2 separate regions of the Homo sapiens genome follow, and region 2 is linked to region 1. Evidence: chromatin contacts called from ENCODE Hi-C or POLR2A ChIA-PET data. All regions are on one chromosome and are shown on one strand. Each heading gives the region's core, a stretch centred on a gene start or an enhancer-like site at or near the end of the contact. The rest is flanking DNA. Distances are from core to core; before and after follow the strand shown.

The links. Hi-C counts contacts between places; a loop is a spot of excess contacts on that map. ChIA-PET counts read pairs that join two places held with the same protein, here RNA polymerase II (POLR2A). Pooled maps may share reads with other maps.
Region 2: a map of heart left ventricle shows a loop between it and region 1 (2.6-fold over the local background). The contact joins two enhancer-like sites. A Hi-C loop is called at or near these places in 1 of 168 maps with a recorded cell type or tissue (heart left ventricle) and 1 of 50 pooled maps. POLR2A ChIA-PET finds 5 or more read pairs at or near these places in 2 of 52 experiments (AG04450 and OCI-LY7).

Annotation. Positions count from the first base shown.
Region 1 is chr13:39,310,436-39,314,075 of GRCh38, forward strand. LOC107984580 (a long non-coding RNA gene) reads right to left here. Exons shown (of 2, transcript XR_001749845.1): 2 at 1-3,365. Among named protein-coding and RNA genes, the nearest start is that of NHLRC3, 270 kb to the left of the region's middle. Within about 2 kb of position 1,521, at least 3 of the 41 ENCODE cell types and tissues checked have a DNase peak (open chromatin) inside an H3K27ac peak, as active enhancers do.
Region 2 is chr13:39,348,612-39,352,579 of GRCh38, forward strand. The region is part of intron 3 of LHFPL6 (LHFPL tetraspan subfamily member 6); the gene reads right to left. Among named protein-coding and RNA genes, the nearest start is that of LHFPL6, 250 kb to the right of the region's middle. Within about 2 kb of position 2,202, at least 3 of the 41 ENCODE cell types and tissues checked have a DNase peak (open chromatin) inside an H3K27ac peak, as active enhancers do.

The sequences.
Region 1 (3,640 bases), core at 271-2,770:
ACTCGAGTGTAATAAACGCTCTGAGATATCCTGCAGTTAAAACAAACATTCTTAGATTAATTTTTAGTTTAACATTTCTCAAACTTTTAAACTGCAGAGCACTGTTTATATCATGCCTCTTGGTTCAGACTGTTACCACAAAGTAACATAATGTGGGTGGCTCAGAAACAGAAATTGATTTCTCCTGATTCTGGAGGCTGGAAGTCCAAGATCAGGGTGCCAGCATAGTTGGGTTCTGGTGAGGGTTTTCTTACAGGTTGCACACCATTGACTCACATGATGAAAAGAGAATGAGAGAACTCTCTGGGCTCCCTTTTATAGGGGCATTAATTCCCTTCATGAGGGCTCCACCCTCATAAACCAATCATTTCCCGAAGACCCCATCTCCAAATACCATTACATTACAGATTCAATTTCAACATACAAATTTGAGGGGGGTGGACACAAACATTCAATCCATAGAAATCCCCGTTAATATCATAAGAAACTCATGTTTATGGCCCACTAGTTGGAATGTCAGTCAGATTTATCTTTTTTTTTTTTTTAGAAAAAAAAACAGAACACAAAAGCGCTGAAAGAGGTCCCTTCTCTTGTTCTGTGCATAACCTTGTACACAAGAATTCTTGACCAGACTCACCCGGTTCTGAAGCCTTTGGCTGTGTCAGTCAGTTAGGCCGTGCACATGGAATCTGGGGATTATTGGGGACAGCAGAGCAAAATATTTCTGCTCAGGAGAGAGGGAAGCAAAGCTTCTATTTCTAGCACTCAATACTTTGTACTCATGGGATGGTATTGCTGTTCGGATTCCAAATTCTAAATGACAACTTGTACTTGAAGGCACTGATTTCCTTTGCTGGGGAAGATTTACTATCTACCACATATGCTTCATCTTTATTGTGTATTTGGCTATTGAATTATTCCTCATAACTGTTTTTCTTACCAAACTATTTCTTAAAGAGCTAAAGTTGTTAACACTTCAGCCCAAATCCTTTGCAGCAATATGCAGAACATACAGGTGCTGCAACTCTCAGCAATAAAAGGAGAGTTGCTAATGTAGACATAATCATACATTGTAAAGGAGCTGATGGGTTATAAACTCAATTCTGCAGGAAGTGGGACAGTGCTGGCCTTAAGGATTTCCTCACTGGGATTTCTAGAGTTGATGTTACTAACAGCAAACACATCCCTTTCTGTCCAACTGTACCTAAGATTCTTCTCAGATCCCTGGTATTTGAGTTCCTCCCAGTATTACTTCTATGTCCACCCAGCAAATGCCAAGGAAAAGAAACCACAGAAAAGGGGAGGAGGAGAACAGTCTGTGCTGCAGCTGGTGAGGGAGCCGAGGAAAGGGGGCACAGTCACTGTAATATCAAGCACTGAGCTCTGCAGGAATTTGCATTCCTTGGGGTTGATCCAAAAAGGACGCCCTTTGGCTTCCTGGTAGCTGTCAGGGCCTCTGTGAGACGAGCAGGTTCCTACACTCACAGGTTTGGCATCATGGTGACTGAACAGGACACAAGGGCCTCGGGCTGGCTAGAGTGACAGAGCATGGAGAAGCCTCCCTCTCCAAAGCTTGGTTCTTTCTACCAGCAAACATGATTAGCACCAGACATTCAAGGTCCGTCCTATGGACTCGGCTCTGGCCACCCACTTGCCGTGACTCTCCATGAAAAAGAATTCCAAGGTACTAAGTCCAGGCCACTCTCCTCTTCTATACCACACTCCAGGGACCCGAGATCATGGGTTCCCAATGCAAGGGCTCAAGCCATGGCCAGGTCCACAAGAGGCTCTGCCCTGGGTGTGTCCTCTGGAGGGCCCATCTTTAGAACTAAGGTGTAGCCAAGGAGCAGCTGTCTGCAGAACAGGAAGGGGGTGGGCTTGGACACAACTTCAATGTGCAGACTAGGATATCACACACTCGTATGAATGAGGCTCCTTAAAATGAGCGACTCCGTGGAAGGAGGAAAGATAGCAGGAGTGGGTGCACATTTGTAGTCTTGCCCCCAAGCCCAGCAAATGACTGAGGTTGGCTTACTGACATCTGTCCTATTAAGCAGCATCAGGAGACATCTTCATACACTTAAAAAAAAATAGGCCTCTTGCTTTTCTGGGTACTGTAAATAAAAGCTACTAGCCATTAATGTGTACTAGACTTTGTGCTGAGAAGTTTACACTTATTACCTCATTTAATCAACTATAATATGTGAGGAATAGCATTATTCCCATTTTACAGACAAAAAAATGAAAGAGGAGAGAGATTAAGTAATTTGTTTAAGTCAACACAGGTGGTAGGTGGTGGCCTGCAGTTGATATCTCTAATCCTGTGCAAGTGATGGGAAGTGGAGAATGCTGAATAAATGAAGGTGGGGCTTTGGTTCTCTGAGATGGAGAAATATCTGCAGACGCCCAGGAAGGAAGCAAGAAAGAAGCAGAAACCCTCATAGAAAACAAAGTAGCTTATAAGGAAGAGGGGCAAGTCAGAGGCCAAAGACAATGTGTTGCCAAGAGCTCCAGGCCACGTGAGGGCTGCATAAAAATCCCAACCTTTGCTGTGCAGCACCTGAACCCCACCCAAATCTTAAAGCAAATCACTCAGTTAATTACACAGCATACCTTATCATGAGCTAGACCAAAAACAAATTCAAAAGGAGGTTTACATTTCAGAAATAAGCGAACTGCTGGCTTTAAATGTTTTTAGTTCAAAGGAGTAGGGGTGTGTGTGTGTGTGTATGTTTGTGCATTAACTAAATATATTTGGAAAATCTATGAGAAGCCCTTGGAATGGGCTTCATTACACAGTTTCAAGAGCTGAAGTCTGTTTTTGCTTGTTGTCTTGTAGCCCTGGGGGATCTGTAGGGCTGAATTTCTGAATAAGAACTTGCAGCTATCAGAACCGCTAGGATCAAGGCAGCTGAGCACAAAAGTTCTGGATGTGAATTTTTTTAATTAAAAAATGTTTTTCACTAAGGTCCCTTCAAAGTCAGCTTGCTGAGTTTTAGGAGAAATTAAAAGTAATAAAGAATAGCGACCAAATTAATTTAAATATCTCTTCTACCTCCTTTCATAATTGTGGGATAGGTTTATAAAATATGTGAATAAAGAACACCTCATCACTTTTCAAAGACATGCCAAGTTTTAGGACAATAAATGAGTATAAATAAAATAGGTTGTATCAGTGTCGTATACGATAAAAACAGGAAAAAGTACACAGTACTCTCTCATTACTTTGCCCTTTCGCTCTTGATGTTGTATCCTGTCTGTTCTCCGTTAATGAGATCTCTAGGCAAAAACTTCACTCTTCCTTGTCGGACTAGGCAGACTGACATTTCTCCTCCTGGTAGCTGCAAAAACCGAAGTAAAAATCCCTGCCACAAGAGAAACACAACTTTTTCAGAATAAGAAATGATTACAGCAAGAATGAAGGAGTCTAATCAAAGCGTTCCAGCAGGCCTGTCAGTACCTGCCCACCGGCAATGAAGATTCCAGCTCCGTGTGTCTCTGGGGTTCTGTTCCATTCACTCAGGCACTTTACATAGGTTAGTACTGCAGAGGACTCACACAGTCCACTTAGGTTACTACCCCATTTCACAGACAGGAGATGATTTATTGATTAATGTATTTTTACATCATTTAAACGTTT
Region 2 (3,968 bases), core at 952-3,451, 39 kb after region 1:
CTCATCTCAGGATGCACTCTGGGGAACCAGATCTAAGGAGTGAATGAACAAAGACTTTCTTGCTTTTCTTTGTCAAGGGATCTGTAAGTTTCTACCATTGTCAGAAGCTAAGCCACCCCACCCGCCTACCCAAGCCCTGCTATCCCCTGAGAGAGGCAGAGCAGAGCTTTCGGCACCAGCTCTCTCCCACTCTCCCCACACTACCCTCTTCCTAGGGCAAATCCTTGTCTTGCTCAGGTGTAATTGTAATTTCTAGTCATTGTTATCTGGATCCATTCCTGTTTATGTCATAAAACAGGTAGTTAACGTATCAGGCTAAATGTCTATCAGATGAAAACTGGCAGAAAATTAAGCAAAGATCTTTAAAGAGTGTAACATAATAGCAGAAAATGTTTGAGGATATAAGAAAATATGGCCACCAATCAGACATATATGCAAGTTTGTGTGTATGATTTACAAAATTTGGGATTAAAATTCAACAACTGGTTAAGGTCCAAAATGAGCTGTTAATGTTCAATGTGATTTAAAAGAAAAAGAGTCCTTCATTTAAGACATGAAGGCTTTTTCATTTACTAAGTAATTTTTAAAATAATTATTAATTCAAAAAGTGATTTAATATGAATTTGTTCTAGTATTACAAATTATATTGAGATATAGCCAGCCAATCAAAGTAGCCTCAAAAAATATACAAAAGTACATATGCATACATGTCTTTTGAGAAAAATGGTCAAGATCAGTCTAGTTAGAGTAAGGTGTGTCAATAGAATTTAAGCAAATCTGAAAAAATACTGTCATCCAACCCTGATTCTTGATTTTCTTCTTCCCTTCCTTTTTCCTTTCCTCGCTCCCTCTCTCAATTTATTCATTGATTCAACAAACATTCAGTGAGTGCCAGCTCCAACTATGAATGAATCACTGGGTACTGGGAGCTTTGTTGGGAATAATATAATTCCTGCTATCAAGAAGCTTATTGTCTAGTCAAGGAAATAAGCATTAAGCAATAATGAGACATTTCTATACTGATAATTGTGATATGTGCTTTGAAGAAAAAAATCCAGGATGCGAAGGCAGCATATTGCAAGTGATCTACGTAGTGCGGTCAGGTCAGTGAAAGAGAGCCTTAAATTAGAAGTGAGATCTAAGCCAAGACCTGCAGATGTTCAGGAGTGAGCCAAGCGTGAATGTGGGGGGCCAGGGAACAGTATGCTTGGAGTGAGGGGATGGGAAATATAATGGAGAAATGCAGACAGATTTGGGTCTTGCTAAAGTATTGCTCAAGTAAGAGATGGATCCCATTTTGGGTGTAAAGCAAGGGATGGGTTTGGGTATGACCACCTCTAGAGTTCGGAGCTTGAAGCCTGAAAATTCCCTCTTTGAAACTGTCATTTGTATTGTTGGGTAGGAATATGAGGTATTTAACAGTCACAAATAAATCTTAAGCTCCTGCTACCTGTTTTGCTATGTTATAGAAGCTGGAAACGCAGCCGGGAACAATACAGACAGAGTCTTTGGTCTCATGAAGCTTACTTTCCAGTTCATATCACTCACATCAGCTGTATTATTCTGAAACATTCCTTGTATATTACACATGTTTTGTAGAAATTCAGTTCAATGAAATAAACCAGATACAATAGGATTTTTTCATAAAACTATAAATGTGAAAGCAAAACATCCAGAATTCTGTGAGAGATTAAAGGTTTACCAGGCACAGGCTTGTCACTTTGAACTTCTCCAAAGGAAAAGGAAAAATAGATTTTTCTCTCTGAGCATGATCCTATTGTTAAAACCTATGTGCTCAATAACAAGAAATTAGCACCATGTTTTACAGTCATAGAAAAAAAGTGTTTCTGCATACTCTTCATGAGTAGTAATGAAACTAAATAAAACCAGGAAATACAGGGCCATTCTTCCATGGCCTCCCTCTATGCCTGTCATGGCAATAAATGCTTGTTATTATAATGCAAACAGAAAGCATTTTTCCAGAGGGCAAGTTTTGTCTGTGATCCTTTCAGGAAATTAGAGAAGGAAATCTGTTTAAACTTTCCCTTTTGCTCTCCGTAATGCTCCATCAAACAGGACTCCAAGCTTGCTTGGTTGGCAAATTACTGCTTTCAACAATGGGGAATACTATTCTTGACAGATAAAATAGAGGTTAATGGGACAGAAAGCAGCATACCATAGCCACCTGCCAAGTCGACAGAAAAAGACTGTGGCGGAATTCCAGGGCAGCCCCAGAGTAGAGATAGGGGTGGGGAGGGATGTTGCTGATTTCTTACGGTGGCTCAAATTAGTTTTTAGTATAGCTTTTGGAAGTGATAGAGACAGAAAGAGAGGTACAAAGAATCCAGTCTTATTACATATAACAATGGAATTCCAGTGATCGTTTCATCTTTTAAGGACACTGGAGTTTAACCTCTGCCTTTTCATTAATTTGTTCAATTAACAATTTGGAGCCTACCAAGTGTGACTGTCTGCTTATTTCAATGTTCTATTCGGGCACTCAGTATGATGACCTGATCACAACAACCGATACACATTTGTGGCATGAATGGATATCAGACGTTATACTTGTGCTAAGAATAGAAATACAAAATTAATCGTCATATAACAGCTGTCATATATAGACAGCAAGTGAAGGGCTACAAGTTATGAAGGGGTCTCTCCTTTAATCATTTTTGTCTAGGATCCTTGATCTGTTTATACTTTCCAACATTATTCTCACTTTGAAGATGCAGAAACTGAAGGATAAGTAACTTACCCATTATCTCAAATAAATAGCAAAGCTTGAACTCGGAACTTGGGTCAAACTGATTCCAGAGTTTTTTCCTGTGCTCAGATAATGTATAAAAAAAGATCTTAATCAAATGCATTTTTCTCATTTGTTAAATAGTACTTGTCTTGGCACTTATATGCCCGAGAAAAAAATAAAACATATTTTACCTTACCCCTTCAATTTGCCAGTCTTCTTAGAAGACTACATGCTGTTAAAGTGAACTAAATATGTCCTGGGAATAACTCTGTACTTCTATATTTGAGTCCTTGTGGATGAACTATAACCTAGCTTAATAGGCAGACAAGATTGAAAACCTAACTTAGGAGTACGCACCCGTAATAATTGCTGAGTCTTCGCCAGTCCCAGCAGCCATAGTTCAACCACTCATATACTGCTGAGTGTTCAAACTATATTCAAATAAAGCAAACACCAAACTGTACCCAATCCAGTTGTTTCTGTACCTCACTTCTGATTTTTGTATGTTACGTTCCTTTTTTGTCTATAAATTTGTACTGACCATGAGGCACCCCAGTAGTCTCTCTGAATCTGTTGTGATACAGGGGGGCTGCCTGATTTGCGAATTGTTCATTGCTCAATTAAACTCCTTTAAATTTAATTCAGCCAAAGTTTTACTTTGACAATGCCCATGTTCAACAGCATGGTTTCAATTGCTAAAGGTCTGCACCTTGCAAAGACTTGACAGCCCCAATTCCTGAGGCAATGAAACCACACTTGGCACCTTTGGCAATGCATCTTCTTTAAGGATGTGGAAATGTGATGTCTAAAATAAGCTTGCTTGAGGAACAGATAACTAATGCTACCTGCAGGAGAAACTGCCTCTAGATATGGTCCCAGACTGAATGTTTTTGACCCTACCTTGACTCTGTGTGAGCCCTAGCTGATTAAGAGCTTCAGCTCCTGGATACACTTTAGTTCCACTCCAGAGCTGCTGTCTGCCTATGAACCCTCAGAAGTTTGGCTGGTGCCACCATACCATCCTAACTTTCACCCAGAGACTCCATGGTAGCGCCCTCCACTGTGTACTGTATTGCTCTGGAAAGCGCAGCACAGGACACTGTAACTCGGGCAGTTCCTGCCCTCTGACTGCATGCCATTTATCACAAAACCTCCATGTTTACAGTTTCTTTTCTTGAACTTGAGCTCCATGGGATCCCCATTTCTCTTTCCCCACAAA